Regions from separate parts of the Homo sapiens genome. Here region 1 is linked to region 2. Evidence: chromatin loops called from intact Hi-C (ENCODE). Cell type or tissue: endothelial cell of umbilical vein. All regions are shown on one strand. Links, peaks and the distances in the headings refer to the core of each region. The heading gives the core; the rest is flanking DNA.

Evidence for each region. Peaks named below come from ENCODE experiments on the same cell type or tissue, not always from the same donor. Only the 100,000 strongest peaks of a DNase experiment are listed, where the experiment ranks them.
Region 1: a loop joins it to region 2, with 6 times the contacts of the local background. A loop is called at or near these places in 4 of 110 quality-filtered maps.

What each region holds. Positions count from the first base shown.
Region 1 is chr14:96,194,512-96,203,909 of GRCh38, reverse strand. No RefSeq gene overlaps it. Among named protein-coding and RNA genes, the nearest start is that of BDKRB2, 5.6 kb to the left of the region's middle. RefSeq lists enhancers at 5,532-6,138, 7,929-8,536, 8,967-9,086, 8,537-9,144, 9,145-9,398. In endothelial cell of umbilical vein, for the core only: no CTCF peak of the experiment used is centred there; no DNase peak of the experiment used is centred there.
Region 2 is chr14:96,132,657-96,142,156 of GRCh38, reverse strand. No RefSeq gene overlaps it. Among named protein-coding and RNA genes, the nearest start is that of BDKRB2, 67 kb to the left of the region's middle. In endothelial cell of umbilical vein, for the core only: no CTCF peak of the experiment used is centred there; DNase peaks (open chromatin) are centred at 5,666 and 6,726.

The DNA.
Region 1 (9,398 bases), core at 1,399-9,398, 61 kb before region 2:
TAGCCCTGGCTTGGCTGTGAACTGGCTGTAGGCTCTTGAGTGAAGGCCCTCCCTGGCCTGGCTGTGTGGTTGACTCATCTGTGCACCTGGCTGTTCAACCACATTGGGGCTCCTTAATCTGGAGTTTCCTGACTTGCCAGTTGGGGACAGAGGTCTATGGACAGGCTGCCCAGAGTCCACAAGCCCTCTGAAAAGGTGTGTCTGTGCTTTATCCCCTATGGAGCCTCATCTATAGCTTTCACTAAAATATTGAAGAGCTCTGAGATCCACAACATATTGAGACCTGCATGAGCGTCCAGAGACCCTCTGAAGTCTCTTCCAACTTAGATATTGTAGAGCTCTGTATCTATGAGTTGAAAATCCTCAAGGATCTGAATCCAATGTTGATGCTTCTGTAAATATCATTGACAGAAATCTCTAAAAGACATCTGTCCATCTGCACACATCTCCATCCATCTCTGTCATATAGTTTTTTAAAAAGGCTACTTTAAACCAGTTTTGAGGTCCTGGCTGGAGGCCAGCCAGTTCATGAGCAGCTGATTAAGTTCACATTCTGGCCCTTTCTCTTACCAGGTTCTCACACTCTGGGCCACTAGCCACCTGCCCTGATGGCCTTGGAGCCAGGTACCAAACAATAATGGACAGCTCCCATCATCTGGAACTCACAAACTTATTTAAGTTAGCCAATCCATAGGGAGCCAAGGAAACCTCGTTAACACCACCCTACGTGCCACACATAGCTGCCGCCTATAGCTCCAGCTTGCTTGGACCCTGTCCCCAGTTGCACATCCTGTGTGGCCCAGCCTGACAGCCTCTCATTTGGAGCTGTAAGAAACAAAAGTTCTACCTTTCATTTATCTGAGTGTCACTGTGTTGTGTCCTGCCATCAAAAGAATATTTTAATCTTATAAAACAATTACACACTCTTCCATTCATCTACACTGGTATCTACCCACACATCCGCCCACCTGCCTATCCACCTATCCAACCATTCATTTACTTATTCGCCTGTCTGTCTGTCCATCCGTCTATCCATCCAACCATCCATCCATCCATCCATCTGTCCGTCCATCCGTCCATCCATCCATCCGTCTGTCTGTCCATCCATCAGTCCATCCCTCCCTCTCTCACTGCCTCCCTCCCTCCCTCCCTCCATCCATCCACCCACACACTCATTTATCAGATACCCACATAGCCAGGCAGTGCATTGTCAAGCAGAAGTGAATGAATCAGTCATCCCCATGCCTCAGACATCCCCGTGCCTCGGAGGAGTTTACCCTGAGGCCAGTCCCCTGCCTATGGGCAGAGCCAGGCGGAGGATTTCAAAGTGTTCCTTGAGGACTCAGTAGCACCCAGTTTATGTCTGGAGTGGCACACTTTTGTACTGCATTTTTGCTATGAGAAGGTTTGTCTCAACGCCCCTGCAAAGTCCCTGCAGCGGCAGCCTCATCACACTCCTCACCACTCAGTCTCCTTGGCTGGGGTCTGCAGGGGGTGGCTCAGCCCTGTAAAGCCTCCAGGTTCGAGTCAGCCCAACTGCGTTCAGCAAGGACCACAGGAGGGATCCAGTTATTTTGGCAAAACCCTGCCCCACTAAGCAGGGCTCTTTCACATGGCACGATAAGAAGCTGTTCCTCCTGCTGTCTCCTCCCCGGCCACTGCAGCCTCCCCAGCCACGGCCAGCCCTCTGTACTTTAGCCCCACAGACCCCCCTCGCACTCCTGAGTGGGGCAGGATTGCACTTGACCCGGGGCCTTTGATGTGGCAATCTCTGCCTGAAATGCCCTTTCTCGCCCTCGCTTGAATCAAGCCTGCTCTTCTCTTGGGAGGCTGCCTGGGGGCCTTTCCTGAAGCCCCTGGTCTTGTCCGCACCTCTTGCATGCCTGTTTTCTAACACACCCCGGAACTGTTCTTGGTGGTCTGAGAACACCACGAGGCAAGGACCCCGTCTTACTTATTGCTATTTATCACCCGGCACATAGGAGGTGCCCTCTGCAAGGAGTACAAGCAGTCTATAGGGAAAAGTGCCCAGATCCAACCTTACTGGGATGAAGGAAAGACCAGGCCAAACAGAACAGCATAAAAGCGGGCTGTAGACATGTGTGTACATGTTTGTTTATGAAAGTCCACCCTCCACCCCAATGTTCCAGATCTTTCTCTCCACATGTCTGTGTGTAAGGCACAGGTCCTCCCGGGAAGGCCATTATTCTATTCGTCGGCCTCCAGGAGCGGGCTGTGCTTTTGTCCAGAATGCCACAGTGCTGACCAGAAAGGCACTCCCTGGTCCTCTGTGAATCAGCAGCCGCCCTGCAAAAGGCTGACCAGTTACACACAGGTCAGACAGACCAGCAGGGAAACTGGAAAGCAGGGTCAGAGGATAAGTGCTGATTTGGGTTCATGGCAAAACCCATGCAGAGCCTGTAGTTTTGCCTGATTGGCACTAACACTCACAGCTAAGAACTCTAGAGAGCCTCTGCGTCCCCAATGCGCCTCCCAGCCCATGTGCCCATGCGTGCCATCTCTGGCCTGCCTTCTCTGCCTCTGGCCTCCCTTCCCAGAGGCCTCCTGCACAGCCTGTGGGGGCACTGTCCTCTGGCACAGGCATGAGCCCCCCAGCCCTAGCCCCGCATGGCGACTCGCTGCCAAGTGATCTCTGTAGCAGGCCCTACGTAAGCACACGACCCTTCACAACAGCCTGATGAGATGGTTACCAGTCAGTATCCCCATTTTACAGATGGAGAATCAGAGGCTGAGAGGAGTTACTTAACTTGGCCTAAATCCTGCACAGTGGAAACAGCAGAGCCAAGAGCTGAGTCCAAGTCTGACTCCATCGGCATGTCTTCCCCTTCCCCAAATGAAAATGCAGCTTTTTAAAAAAGCTGGTCATGGCTGGGTGCAGTGGCTCGCGCCTGTAATCCCAGCACTTTGGGAGGCCGAGGCAGGCGGATCATCTGAGGTCAGGAGTTCGAGATCAGCCTGGCCAACATAGCAAAACCCCGTCTCTACTAAAAAATACAAAAATGAGCCAGGCATGGTGGCACACATCTGTAATGCCAGTTACTCAGGAGGCTGAGGCAGGAGAATCACTTGAACCTGGGAGGTGGAGGTTGCAGTAAGCCGAAATTGCACCACTGCAGTCTCGCCTGGGCAACAGAGTGAGACTCTGTCTCAAAAAACAAAAAAAACAAAAAAAAACAGCTGATCATATACATAATATGGATGTATTGTTTCTCTATTATTTGAACTTAATGTGTATGATAAAAAGTGAAAATCAACTGAAAAGTGTACAGCTTGGAGATGATTAAGAATTTGATGCCAGCTGGGCGCGGTGGCTCACGCCTGTAGTCCCAGCACTTTGGAAGTCCAGGCGGGTGGATCACTTGAGGTCAGGGGTTTGAGACCAGCCTGGCCAACATGGTAAAACCCTGTCTCTACTAAAAAATACAAAATTAGCCAGGTGTGGTGGCAGGAGCCTGTAATCCCAGCTACTTGGGAGGCTGAGGCAGAAGAATCCCTTGAACCCAGGAGGCGGATGTTGCAGTGAGCCGAGATTGCGCCACTGCACTTCAGCCTGAGTGACAGAATGAAACTGTGTCTCAAATTAAAAAAAAAAAAAAAAAAAGAATTTGATGCCATGTTTCTGTGTGTTTACATATATTCATTATATAGTGTTATATATGTCCGTACTTCAATATATCCCACTTTACATGAACAGGATCATATTATGTATGCTGTTGTTGTAAGCGGAATTCCGCCCCCCCCTTTATTTTTTTTTGAGACGGAGTCTCGCTCTGTCCCCCAGGCTGGAGTGCGGTGACACGATCTCGGCTCACTGCAAGCTCCGCCTCCCGGGTTCAAGCGATTCTCCTGCCTCAGCCTCCCGAGTAGCTGGGACTACAGGTGCCCGCCACCATGCCCAGCTAATTTTTTGTATTTTTAGTAGAGACGGGGTTTCTCCGTGGTAGCCGGGATGGTCTCGATCTCCTGACCTCGTGATCCGCCCTCCTCAGCCTCCCGAAGTGCTGGGATTACAGGCGTGAGCCACTGCGCCCGGCCGAATTTCCCCCTTTTGTATTGCTGTTTCTTCTTGCACAGCTCCGCCTCCAGCCACCATCCTTTCCTTAGCATTCACGGAAACGTATGACAGGCAGGCCAACTACAGAATTTGTGGGACTCCGTACAAAGTGAAAAATGGGCCCATTCCTCAAAAAGCAGGAAAGAAGTGTTGGTAAAGGTATTAAGCCATAAGGCTTTTTCCTTTCTTCTGTGGTCTCTCTTTTGACTTGTCATGACAAGTGTTCTTTTTTGTTGTTGTTGTTGTTTTGTTATTTTGAGACCAAGTCTCACTCTGTTGCTCCCCCAGGCTGGAGGGCAGTGGTGTGGTGTGATCTTGGCTCACTGTAACCTCCACCTCCCGGGTTCAAGCAAATCTCTTGCCTCAGCCTCCCGAGTAGCTGGAATTACAAGTGTGTGCCACCATGCCCAGCTAATTTTTGTATTTTTGGTAGAGATGAGGTTTCACCCTGTTGGCCAGGCTGGTCTCAAACTCCTGACCTCAAGTGATCTCCCTGCCTTCAGCCTCCCAAAATGCTGGGATTGCAGGAGTGAGCCACTGCTCCTGGCCTGTCATGGTGTTTTTAAAATTTGCTGTTTAATGTTGTTCTAAGTATAGAAAAATTAAAACGTTAAATTATTAGCATGCATTTACCATTCACCTTGAGAGTATAGAAAAATTAAAACGTTAAATTATTAGCATGCATTTACCATTCACCTTGATATCACTCAATGCCAGTTATAAGCACAAAAACCAGTGCATTTAGCTCTTATTTAAAACCACCAGAATTGTGCCTATTTCACAGCTTGCAGAAACACTGCAGAAAACAAGCTCATCTGTTTTCCTTTCACTTCTTGGTATGTGCACGTTTCATCAGCACTCTCTACCTTCCTCTCACAGGGAGTGGGGGGACTCAAAGGAGCAGGAACTCTGGGGCCCTGCCCTCCCCTTTTCGGTGGGTGTGGTTGGCCAATGTAGGGAAACAACACCAGTAAGGAAGGATGTGACCGGGTCTCTTGCCTTGGTATCTGTTAGAACGCCGCTGCCTTCTTTCTGCCTTTGAAGCAAGTCCTGGTTTGAATGGAAAGCGTGGCCTCTGGATGGAACGCCTTGGACTCACTTTGAGTGTCTCTGAACCGGGCACCACTGCTTCCAGCAGAGAGACTTGGAGTGACGAGACTCTGGAGAAGTGAGCCCTACCCTCCACCTCTGGGGGTTGCTGGGCAAACAAGGGAGAGAGGGAATGCCCAGTTCCTCACCCAGGGCTTGGCAGGGACTTCCCCAACTCAGAGACTTTTCTCCACTCTAACACTTAAGAAATTGAAGTGGGTAGATTTAATCTGCAATTATTCTTTCCCTTGAAAGCTGGTGTCTTATAAATAGAGGTCCTTAGTGTTAAGAAAATATGCAAAGTCCTCTGAAGGGTTTATGAAATGCGTTTGGAAGAAATAAACGCTTAAAGCAAGCAAAGTCCTGGCTATTCCTGGTGCAAAAACCTCCAGAAGTGAGATGGAGAGGGACCTGAGGTGGGGGCAAGGTGAAGAAGAGGCCAGTCCTTCCTCTGTCCGTCTATCCCTCTGCTGCCCTGGGAGGTGACGGTGGGTTCCCAGGTTTGGCGGGAAGTAGCCCTCAGCCTGGCAGTCGGCCTGGCCACTCTTCCTAATTCTATCCTTGGCAGCGGGGCTGTCGTCTGCAGGTCTGGAGAGGCAGTTACTCACTTCCTGGTGCTGGGACGTCCGCCTGGGGGATTCTGAGGCAGGGGCAGTGGGGCTGGTTCCTCCCCTCGCTTCCTGGAATTCCTCAGACCCCTCTTCTGGGACTGACAGCTGAGCCAGAGTCCCAGGCTGCCCGCTCGGCCTGCCCATAGAATAGCCCTCCCCACCCTTATCTGCCCTCCATATCCCAAGTTCAGGTTCCAGCCTATTGGCCACCAGAGGTGGCACAAGGGGCCTTTGCCTCCGAGAAGACACAGGAGTGGGGGTTGGCACCTGGCAGGAGCCCTCCATGATCTAGCCATGTCCACCTGGTCCGCCTGTCTACCAATCAGCTCCTTCACCTGACCAGGCCTCCAGTCCCCTGGGGCCCTGTTCTTGGCTCACACTGTGCTTGGCGTGTGCTGTTCCTCCCCTGGACTCCCTTCCTCACAGCGCTGCAGACCCAGTCCCATTGCTCTCCAGCCCCGCACGATGTGCCTGCTCCCGAAGCCCGCGTTCCCTCTGAGCCGCTTTGTCACAGCCTCTTACTGTCGGTCTGTGCCTTCCCAAGTGACCCATGACTTGTCTTCCTTCAAGGCCCTGGGCCAGGGACCTCCTGTCCTCTGATCACTTGTCACCAGGGTGGCTGTAACCCCCCGGTCCACCCATGCCCTTTATAACACAGAGACAGCACCTGCTGCACGGCTTGTGAAAATTAGATGAGACGATTGCTACAAGGCAAGCAGCAGAGCGGCAGGCCTGCGGCAAGGACTGCACAAGACAGCCACGGACCTCGCCTTCAAGCCCAGCGCCGCCACTCACAACCCACACAAGCCTGGGCAGGAGCCCCAGGCTCCTCACCAGTAGAATGGAAGTATTAATATGAACAGGTCCATCACAGGGCTACTGGGATGGCCAGGTGGGAATCTGCGTAAAGCCCAGTCCTCACTGGATTACTCCTCTCTTCTTGGCAGTGGCCACAAGCACCCCTTCTTTTCCTCCCTTTTGAAAAAATCAAGGCGAAACTCACATAACATAAAATTCCCCATTTTAAAGTGTATAACTGATTGGCATTTAGTACATTCACAATATGGTACAACTATTCCTTCTATCTAGTTCCAAAGCATTTCATCACCCCCAGAGAGGACCACATTGCCCACTAAGCAGTTGCTCCCAGAACCCCCTCCTACCCCCAGCCCCTGGCCACCACCAGCTGACTTTCTGTTTCTATGGATTTGCCTGTTCTGGACATTTCGTATAAATGAAACCTTACAATATGTGAACTTTTGTGTCTGACTTCTTTCACTTAGCAAAACGCTTTTGAGGCTCATCCGTGATATGGTTTGGATATTTGTCCCCTTCCAATCTCATGTTGAAATGTGACCTCTGGTGTTAGAGGTGGGCTGAGGGGGAGATGACTGGGTCATGGGGGTGGATCCCTCAGGAATGGCTTGGTGCTGTCCTCACAGTAATGAGTTCTTACACGATGAGCTCCCTCAAAAGCTGGTTGTTTAAAAGATCCTGGCACCTCCTCCCTCTCTCTCTTGCTTCCTGTCTTACCACATGACACGCCACCTTCCAGTTGCCTTCCACCACAATCAGAAGCTTCCTGAGCCCTCACCAGAAGCAGATGCCAGCACTGTGCTTCCTGTACAGTCTGCAGAACTGTGAGCCAAGCAAACCTCTTGTCTTTATGAGTTACCCCGTATCAGGTATTTCTTTCTTTTTTTTTTTGAGACGGAGACTTGATCTGTCTCCCAGTTTGGATTCCAGTGGTGCAATCTCAGCTCACTGCAACCTCTGCCTCCCAGGTATAAGCAACTCTTCTGCCTCAGCCTCCTGAGTAGCTGGGACTAGAGGTGCATACCATCACACCTGGCTAATTTTTTTGTATTTTAGTAGAGACAGGGTTTCCCTGTGTTGACCAGGCTGGTCTTGAACTCCTGAGCTCAGGCAATCCACCGGCCTCGGCTTCCCAAAGTGTTAGGATTACAGGCAAGAGCCACCGTGCCCGGCCAGGTATTTATATGCAAACAGACTAACACAATCCATATCGCACCATGCGTAGGTACTTTATTCTTCTTTAAGGCTATCTAAATATACCATGTTTTGTTTATCCATTCACTAGCTGATGTACATTCAGGCTATTCCCATCTCTTGACTATGTGGCTAATGCTGCTAGGGACAATCACGTACAAGTGTTTGCCTGAGTCTGTTTTCCATTCTTTTGGGAAGACCCAGAGAATTGCTGGGTCACGTGGTTAACTCTATGCTTAACTTTTTGAGGAGTGGCTGGACTGTTTACTCAGTGGCTGCTGCACATTCCTACCAGCAATATCCCTTTTGTCTTTTGATCTCCACTCTCAGGTTCAAACACAGCTCACTGAGTCTGGAAGGACACTGACCCAGGGGCAGTGGAGTTTCTACCCACTCAAGGTGCCAAATGTCACCGTGAGCATCACCATCCTGTCCATCCCTGTGTTGGGAGAGTATTTCATAGTGCACCAAGGGACGTTCCCATGTTCTACTCATCTGACCTTATAAACAGGCAGAGGCGAGTGACCTTCCCAGGGCCGCCCAGGTAATGCGTGGCCATGTTGAAGCAGGAATCCAGTCCTTCTGACCCCAGTGCCCTGGTCTGCAGCCTGGAGCTCCAGTCCTGAGCCAACACCTTTCCCTGGGAGCTGCCCGCCCTGCACCTTCCCCCTCCCAAGGCTGGTGCTTCAGCCAGATCCTGATTTGGCCCCCATAAAAATGCTCAGACCTCCCTGGGAGAGAGAAGCCCTCTAAGTACACAACATTCTGGGTCACATTCCTCGGCTTGGGGTGACGTCACTTGATCTGTAGGCCAAGGGCCTCCAGCCAGGTGTCCTTCACTGTTGAACAGTTCCCCTTCAGGTCTGTTTTCTGAAGGTGGCCCCCTCCCTGCTCCGTGGGTGGATGGCTCACCTCCAGGCACCCTGAGGCCAGCCACAGCCACCCTCTGGAAAAAGGTCAATCATCCAGCTCCTAAGGGCTGAGCACCTGCTCCAGCCAGGCCCTGCCAGGCAGGTTATAGGCACCATCCCCAGACCACATGGACAGCTCCTGAGTGGAAATTGCTGCACAGTGTCCCTGATGAGGAAACTGAGGCTCCTCAGAGGCTCCCAGAGGACCTGAGCTCATAGCCCCCTCCCCACGGCCATCACCCACCTCACCCAGACACTCTGACCAGGGGTCTCCTCTGGGACTCTGGCCGGTTTCTCACTTCCCCTCCTTTGCCTCCCACACTTCGGCCACACCTTCATACAGCTGCTGGAAGGGCCTTTTCAATTAAAGAACTTAGAAAACATTGCACAACAGTACAGTTCACTTTCTGTGGTGTTTAGTTACGTGGGTTTTGACAGGTGCAGAACCACGGCTCTGGCCCCCTGGAGCAGTGCGTCACCCTCGTGGCCTGCGTGTCCCATTTGTGGTCAAAGTCCTCCCAACCCCCAACCCCTTGGCAACCACTGTCCAGAGAAATTTTTAAGAAGGTATGCCATCCTCTGGTTTCCACTGCACCCACAATAAAACCCAAACACCCTCTCACCTTGCCGGGTGTGAGCCCCAGGACCCCACATCTCCGACCGTCTCTCACCAGTGCCCCACACCTCCGACCGTCTCTCAGC
Region 2 (9,500 bases), core at 974-8,973:
ATAGTGGCAGTTACCATTTCTCTAGTGCCCGCTGCGTGTCAGACACCATGCCTAGGACTCACCCACTGCAGTGGGATAGCAGTGTTACTACTACACAGTAGACAAAGCTGATCCTCACAGAGATTCAGTAGCTTCCTGCGGTCACGCCAACCGATGAGAGAAGAGCCAGTATTCGAACCCCAGTCTGCCTGAGTCCAGAAGCCTCAGATCAGCCTGGCTTCTGCCAGGATGAGTGCATTAATCTTGCTTGTTATTTTCTGTATTTTATGATGCGTTGATGTCTTGGGGCCTTGCAGATCTGGGAGAGTCTGCCCCTTCCAGGTTTAGCTAATTCCTGGAGATAACAGACAACTTGCCTGCCAGCACACCTTTGATATACAAACAACCAGTCCAGAGCCCACAACCCAACCATCTCTTTTACCAGACCCTTACATACCAAGCCAATATTCCCGGTACCCTAAATCATCTCAGGGCCAGATACTAGACAACTGGGGATCACACCCGTAGATCAGAGCCCACTGAAATTATTCCAACCATTCAGTCCTCAGCTTACTTAGAATATTTACCATGTTTGGACCATTCCTTTCCACAAAAGCCACGATTCAGGGTCTGGTCATGCTTGCCCCTCGCTCCTCCTGCCTCCTGACCAGCACTGGTGCTTCCTGACATGGCCCTGCATGGTGTGGCGGATCCCTTCCTCTTAGGAAATAGAAATAGAAATATTGAACTCTCCTTGCAAGGCCGTCATCTCCACATCTGTCAACTAACCATCATTATAACAAGATCCCAGGCACATTTTAAAATAGCAAGGAGTCCATCTGGGCTCTGGCTAGGGACGTGGACTTCCCACCTTGGTTATTCCCCCTCCACCCTCTTGTCTGTCTCACCCTCCCCAGGACATCCGCCTTCCTCCACTAGTCTGTCCTCTATCCTCTGCTCAGGCTTGGTCAGTTTCCCTAAGCCTGCCTAAGTCTAGACGATGATGCTCTAATTTGTTTAGACTGTTGTTTCCAAAACTCTGCTTGCGGATGTCCTGGGATGCTCACCCTGTGGGCACTCACTTCCACTCCTGAGAGTTTTACATAAAATTGCAGATAAGGAGAACAATGACAATCCTCTCCAAGATGACAAGGGCATGAGTGGATGACGTTGTCTGAAAAGAGACTGTGGGGGAAGCAACCATCCTTAGGGAAGCTGACTTATTCCAAGGTCCAACAAGTCTTCCCACAATAGAGTTTTCAGAGGTCTAGAATATCAGACAGTGAAGGGTTTCCTAAATGAAATATCAAAGGGCTTCCAGTAAGCTTTATCTTGAAGTCAATAACCTCTTCATTTCCTTATAAGAATTTCTACAAGAGAAATTCTTTTCATAAAGCTTAGAGGGAAAAGAAAAAGCGGCAGGAAAAAAACAGAACATGAAAACTCAAGATACAAAATGATTCAGGATTTTTCCTCAAGTAGGAAACTGGACTGTGCCTTCAAGGTGAGCTTCATCATCCTTCTGTTAGGTCTCAGAAGGAGATAAGCATTCTTGGGAGCTGCTGGGATGCAGAAGAATCTGCCCAGGTTGTGAGTGGTGGGTTGGGTGCTGGCTGGCTTCCCCCAACTCCACCCACTTGTCGAGATCTGTTGCACAGCTAAGATGGGACATTCAGGAACATGACCCAGAAAATGGACTCACAGACTCTTGCAGTCAAAGAGCACATGACACTCATAGGAGGCCCCTGCAGACATCTCACAAAGTCTGGGTTTCTTTCAGTGTTCCACCAGCAGGTCCTGGGGGTTCTTCCTTGAGCCTGAAACCAGATGGCACTAAGAGTGACCAGAGGTTCAGAGGAAGGACCTAGGGCAATGAGGATAGAGGGTAAAGAGAAGGGAGATGGGGCTCATTCAATGTCTGCAGTGGGTGGCCTGGTGAAGTTGTCCCCAGTAGCAATATGAGGAGGCTTGTGTAAATTAAGGAGCTAGAGGGAGGTGAGTTGAATAGGGTGAAAAAGCTACTCCTAAATCCCAACCCCATGTTCCTGTGGGGTCGGGGAATTTTGTGGGTCAGATGATATGATTCACACAGTGGTGAAGCACAGTCAGCTTCGTACATTCTTCTGGAGTGCATCTGTGTGTGATGTGTGTGCTCTTGACTGCCCTGATACTAGGATGTCTAATAATGTATGCCTCCTCAACCTCCCACAAATGAAGGCTTGGTGATGGTGGTCTAGGTAGAGCCTTAGCCACCCCCACTGAGTTTTAGGCAGCTGGCAATATAAAAGGAGTCAGGTGGGGGGTCGCTGGGATACAGGAGGTCTCATCTAGGGCAGACTATGAGAGGGGTTGAGGAATAGGTCTGTATTTCTAAGCCCCATATACACAAGCCCTGGGCCAGAGCTGTAGAGTTGAACTAGGCTTGGTGGGGGTGGGGGACAGGTTGACGGTAGGCTTCAAATTCTGTGTGCACGTCATGGACCAGATGGCTAACACGGGACGAGGCAGAGCAGCAACAACTAGAGAGGCAAAAACATGTTAACAGTTCAGAATGGGTTTGGGGATCGTTCTATGTCTTTTTCCAGAAGTTTCATATACTTCCAGAGTGGACAGTGGTGGGCTGGAGGTGGCTCTTATGGGCTTACAATGGCAGATCATGTCTCTCTTTCCAACTCTCTGATCAAGGACATCAGGTTGGTAGTTTGCAAGTGGCCATGGTGGGAATATTTACACCATGGCAATCAGCAAGTGCTACAGACCAGGACTTCTTTTTCCCCAGAGAGCTGGTTGTTAAACATTTACCAGCACATAATGGGCAATAGGTAGAGTGGTAGTCAGGCACGTAGGAATCAGTGAGAGCTAACAGACAGCTCCTAATTCCTGCCTGAAAGAGGGAGGGTTTTATCTGGAAACTAGCCCTGTAGAGTGGGAAAAGCATGGGCTTAAGAGTCAAACAGATCCACCTGGGTTTGAATCTAAGCTCTCCTATGGATCAGCTAATAACCTTGGGTACATTGAGTAAGAAGCGGGGACAGCAGTGTATCTGCCTTTTCATGGGGTGCATCTGGTGAGGCAGACACATTCTAGACACTGTCTCTAATACTCACATGCCTTGAATGCATGCAGAAAAACATACACTTGATCAATAAGGCTCTCTTGGGCACCTACTTAGTACAGTGTGGTGGATAATGTGATGTCCAACAGGCCACCAGTCTATGGGAGGAGTAGAGGAACAAGCTGCCATTCATGCAGGATAGAAGTATGACTTTGTGGTGTGACGTGGCAGCCCACACACGGCCTCCAGTGACCCCCACCTTCTGGTGCTCACAGCTGTGTAATCCCCTATCTGTATTGTTCCAGGAGTGTTCTCTGTGACCAATAGCACATGGTAGAAGTGTGTGTTGTGTTTTCCTCTGTTAGGTCTTGAGGTCCCTCTCATGAGAGTGGCTGTAAACTCTACCCCTGCTGTGATGTGGCTTCAGGGATCTGGCCATGGATATTTATAGTGTGCCTTCCATGGGATATGTCTCTATTCTGGCAGACAACCTAATGCCTAAGTGCTAGACCCATGACCAGGTGTCCCTCTCCCTGAAAATTTGTTTACACTGGCAGACACCCTTGTGGCTCTTGTCTGACCTCTGTCCAGTTTATTCCTACCAAGACATCCATTCTCTGGAAGATCCCTGATGGAAAGAAGCTGGGTTTGGGTGTGTTAGTTGGATGAGACTTAGAGGAGATGACATAGCAAAACACATGAAATGACAGAAGCAGTTTATTACTCACAGATCCCAGAGAGAAGAAGGCAGCATGCCTCGCAGGGCCAATGGGAAGCAGGAAGCCATCCAGAATAATGCTTTCAAACAGTGGGTGGGGAGTAAGAGAGAGCTATAAGGCTCCCCACCCACCCACTTGGGTCTGTGGGCCCTAGCTATTATTGGATCCAGGGCATTACCCAAGCAGGTTTCCTCCTGGGAAGTTCTAATTGGTGGGTTTAGAGGAAACAGGCAGTTTTCATGGAGTTATACTGTGATTGAGAGGGTAGTCACTGCAGCATATCTGTGCTCTCCATGTGGGGTATGGGAATCAGTGGGGTGCATCAAGTAGGTTGTATCCGGCTGTCCATGGGGAGGTGTTCACCAGGAGGTGGTTGGTAAGGCAGGTATCTGGAATGACCACATTGAGGAACTGGAGGGTAGAGAACTGGAAAGTGTGTTGAGGGTGACCAAACCCTACTTCTGGTATAAGAAATTTCAGTGGCACCTGTAGTCCCAGCTACTTGGGAGGCTGAGGCAGGCGAATGGTGTGAACCCAGGAGGCGGAGCTTGCAGCGAGCCAAGATTGAGCTACTGCACTCCATCCAGCCTGGGCGACAGAGCAAGACTCCGTCTCAAAAAAAAAAAAAAAAAGAAAGTTCAGCTTATATTCAAAATGGATGCTGTTGCAACATAGCAGTAGCAGTAACAATAACTCACTATCTGCTGGGATGTGACTTCCAAGATTAGGTTATAGAAGACTTCAGCTTTGGTCTTGGGCTCTCTCTCAAGCCATTCACTTTGAGGGAAGCCAGCTGCCACGCTGTGAGCAGCTCTAAGGAGATACCCCATGACAAGGAACTGAGGACTTCTGCCAGTATGTGGTGAGCTTGAAAATGGACTCTCCAGCCCCAGTTGAGCCTTCAAATGACTGCAGCCCCAGCCAAGAGCTTGACAGCACCCTCGTGAGAGACCCTGAGCAGAACCACCGAGCTCAGCCTCCCCTCAATTCCCAATGCTTGAGACTGTATGAGACAACCGATGCTTGTTTTAAGCTGCTAAATTTGGGGGTCATTTGTTATGTGGCTCTAGATAACAAATCTAAGAATTGTGGCTAGAAAACTACCAGGTAATCTTACAGAGGAGGAAGCATAAGTTGAAATAAAGAGAAGCAAATTACCTATAGAGTCCTCAGGAGGAATAAAGTCTTAGAAATCATCTACTTCATGTCATTAAAAGAGATAGGAAAGATATTTATTATTTATTATTAAACAGTTTTATCATGCCAAAAATACTGTACCCATAATGCTATTCCTCCAGTGCATCAACTGTTTACATTTCTCCACAGCTCCTTGCACTCTTTAGCTATAAGCTGGATAGTTAATATCTTAGTGTACATGTAGTTTTGTGGCCAACTTTTAAAAACTTGACATTTACATGCTTTCATCTTTCTACAGTTATCACATTGATCATTGTAAATGTATATTAGTTTGGCGCAAAAGTAATTGCAGTTTTCACCATTACTTTCCATGGCAAAACCACAATTACTTTTACACTAACCTAACAGTATTTCATGGCATCAACAAGCCATATTTCCTGGGCTTCTTAGTAGACATTTCTGTTGTGCATGATAAATAACCTTTTAAGAAACAGCTACAGATGCTCCTCTAATTGTGATGGGGTTATGCCTTGACAAATCCATCATAAAGTCAAAACATCCTAAGTCAAACAATCCTATGTCAGGGAGTATCTGTATATATGTGATTTTTTCATTTCTTCCCCAGTAATTTCCTTTGGATACATTCCCAGAAGTAAAGTGAACAGGAAAGCTGTGGTATTTTTTTTTTTTTTTTTTTTTTTTTTTTTTTTTTGGCTCTTGGTGTGTACAGAAGGGTTGCTAGGGAAGGTGGCTAAATGTTGTTCATCCTACATTTCTGATATGCCTAAGGGGGTGGCCCCTCCAGGGATGTGACTCATCACGGTCTGACTGGCGTCTAGGACAAATTCACCTTGAGAGAAGGTGAAGGGCTGAGCCAGGAAAATAACGCACACTATTCTATTTAAAATTGACTATGTTCTAGTCAGGTCACATGCATTATTCTCATATCCACAACCTTAATAAGTGTGTGGGTGTGTTTGTGTGATGTGTGTATATATGTATGTATATATATATGTGTGTGTATGTATATATATGTGTGTCCCATTTTGTAGATAGAGCAAGTAAGGTAGTAAAAGGCGTGCAAGTGTTTTATCTTTAACAGATAAAACCAGTGGTTCAAGCCCAGACCTACCAGACTTTCACACTTGCACGCCTTTTACTACATGATATTGTCTTGAAATCCTCTTTTACGCCTCATGAGTGTTACGGTCTGTGACTACGCTGATCCCTGGCCCCCTTCAGTTCATAAGACCTGCAGCAGGTCCCTTCACACGGCCTACTGCAGTTTCAGCATCAACAGAACTGCGTGACTGCTTCTGTTTAACCACAAACTCATCTGCACTGGCATTTAACATTTTCTTCCTTTTCTCTAGTTTAACCCAACCAGGTCGACTTAAATTTGAAGTGAAGGGACTTGTTGAAGGTCACCCACTGAATTAGCCATACCATTTCTGCTTAGCCCTCTCCCCATCTCCCCCATTTCCAGTTTATTCTTTTTTATTCCTCCACCACTTTCCCTGCCTTCCAGCCTAACGTTTGTACTCCAAAAGGAAGCTGAAAATAGCACCTTCTGGTCATGAACCAATTTGCTCAAGGGTCCCCTCTGTTTGATAAGAAGCGAGGGTGTGACTGATTCCCATATCCATGTCCGTGCAGCTACACCAAGCTGGGACATCAACTTCCCCGCCACTTCTCAGACCACAGGAAACCTGGATGGCTGCCTTGGCCAACATTTAAAGTGTCCATTTCCTCAAAGCTCTGTGGTCTCACCTCTCACCTCTGGCCATGGAATGCCTTCGCCCACGAATGTCTCCCTATATGGTGGTTGTTTGTCTACAATCTGGGCTAATTCCCAAAATAGGTGCTCCGGAAGTGTCTCCGTTCCACTCACTTAGGGAAGGGCGTCTTCCAAAAAAGGTTAAAGATATCCTGAGATGGAAATGGGGAAAGGGAAGGCAGAGAGACCTTTGGACTTGGTTATTAAGGAAGGAATGTGATATCTGGTGTTGTGAACTCCAAACCCATTAATCAGATGTGAGAGAGGGAGAGGTGGCCTGGAGTGGCCAGGCTACTTCCAAAACAGGGACTTGAAGGAGTTGCATAGGTTTTGTTTTGTCATGAAGAGATTCTAGAATAGCTTCTTTTTCTTTAAAAAAAAAAAAAAAATTGTCTGGGCTTGGTGGCTCACACCTGTAATCCCAGCACTTTGGGAGGCTGAGGCAGGCACATCTCTTGAGGTCAGGGGTTCAAGACCAGCCTGGCCAACATGGTGAAACCCTGTCTCTACTAAAAATACAAAAACTAGCCGGGCATGATGCCATGTCCCTATAATCCCAGCTACTCAGGAGGCTGAGGCAGGAGAATCACTTGAACCTGGGAGGTGGAGGTTGCAGTGAGCCGAGAAGGCGCAACTGCACTCCAGCCTGGGCGACAGAGCCAGACTCTGTCTCAAAAAAAAAAAAAAATTTAAGGCAAAATTCACATTAACATAAAATTAATCATTTTAAAGCCCACAATTTAGTGGAACTTAGTATATTCACATTATTGTGCAACCACGACCCTTATCCAATTCCAAAACATTTTCATCACCCGAAAAGAAAACTCCGTGTCCAGTAAGTTACTCCCTGTTCCTTTTTCTCCCCAGCCCCTTTCAGCTACCAACCTGCTTTCTGTCTCTATGGATTTAACCATTCTGGATATTTTATATAAATGCAGCCATATAATTACTGTGCACTATGGCACATGCCTGTAATCCTAGCTATTCAGGAGGCTAAGGCAGGAGGATGGTTTGAGCCCAGGAGTTTGAGGCCAACCTGGGCAATATAGTGAGACCCTGTCTCAAACAAGCAAACAACAAACAAAAGGCAACTAAATGGAGCCATATAATTTGTGACCTGACTTCCTTTACTTAGCACAATGTTTTTGAGGTTCATCCATATTGTAGCATATATGGGTGCTTCATTTCTTTTTTACGACTGAATACTGTTCCATTGTATGGATGTACTGCATTTTGTTTATTCGTTCATCAGTGGACATTTGGCCAGTTTTCACCCATTGGTTATTGTGAATAGTGTTGCTGTGACTATTTGGGCACAAGTATTTATTAATTGAATTTATTTCAGTTCTTTTGGGTATATATCTAGAAGTAAAATTGCTGGGCCATATGGTAATTCTATGTTTAACTTTCTGGGGAGTCACTCAACTGCTTTCCACACTGGCTGTACCATTTTACATTTCTACCATCAATATACAAGGGTTCCCGTTTCTTCACATCCTTGTCAGCACTTGCTATTTTTCATTTCTTTGATACCCATCCTAGTGGGTGTGAAGTAGTATTTCATTGAAGTGTTGATTTGCATTTCTCTAATGACTAACATGTTGAACATCTTTTCATATGCTTGTTGGCCTTTTGTATATCTTCTTTGGAGAAATGTCTATTTAAGTCCTTTGATCAGTTTTTAAGTGGGTTAGAATAGTTTTTAACCTCAGAGCTGAAAAGGGCTTTGGGGATCATCTATTGCCTGCCCAAATTTCTCCCATTTTACAAATGAGGAAACAGAAACCTAGGAAGGTGCACAGGTATCCTTAAGATCACACAGCAATGACTCAACAAGAAATCAGAGCTCTTGACTGAATTCCGGACACCCCACATAGCCTATTCTTCACAGATTTGACCCAAGGGCAGATCACAAGTCTAGACAGCTGGACTTTGGCTCTAAGGAAACCTCTAGAGCAGTAGATCCATGGTCCCATTGATCTGGCTTGCTGATCGCCCAGCTAATGGAGGTAGGGACTCCATTAGCAAGTTAATGACCACAGAGAGTGAAGCCAGCAGCACTCACACCTTAGTTAGCCTCACTCATCCTTCCAGTCTTTAACCCCTCCAGGTCTGTGTCCTTCCTGCTGCTTAGTTTCACCATATTTTCATTCATATGCAAATAGATGGACGGGTGGATGGATGGGTGGGTTGGTGGTGAGGGGGTAGATGGATGGGTGGGTGCATAGATGGATAGATGAATAGATGGATGGATCAATGGATGGATGAATTGATGGGTGGCTGAGGAGGTGGATGGATGGATAGATAGATGGACAGATAGATGGATGGATCGATCTATCTGTCTGCTCTTCTTTGTGCTCAGTTTTCTCGCTGAGAATGTCTGTTTCATAGTTGGCACTCACTGATGATGCAGGCTGAGTGGTTTTGTCGTTGTCCCTTTAGTTGACCTATTCTTCAGATTGCGGAATTTAAGACATTCACAAAGGCACAGTTCATGGAGGGAGCAGAGAATGGTTCATTCTTGCCGTTAATGTCTTCCTTCTCTGGATCTCAGCCTCTTCAATGCTTCCTCCCTCTCCTGTGTCTTCAGCCTGCCCCATTCTATCTCCTTATTAGTTCCCATCAGCAAAAAACATGCCTAGCTCTCTTATCTCTGCAAATGTCTCCCTTGAAATCATGCCCCACCCATTAGGGCTTTTTTTTTTTTTTTGTCACCCCACACCAGCCATTGACAGGCAACTTCTTGAACAAATTACCTGCTCTCTGTAACTCCTATTACCCATTCTTGCTCATTCTTTAACCAATCTTCTGGCTTTTGCCCCCAGCCCCCTCA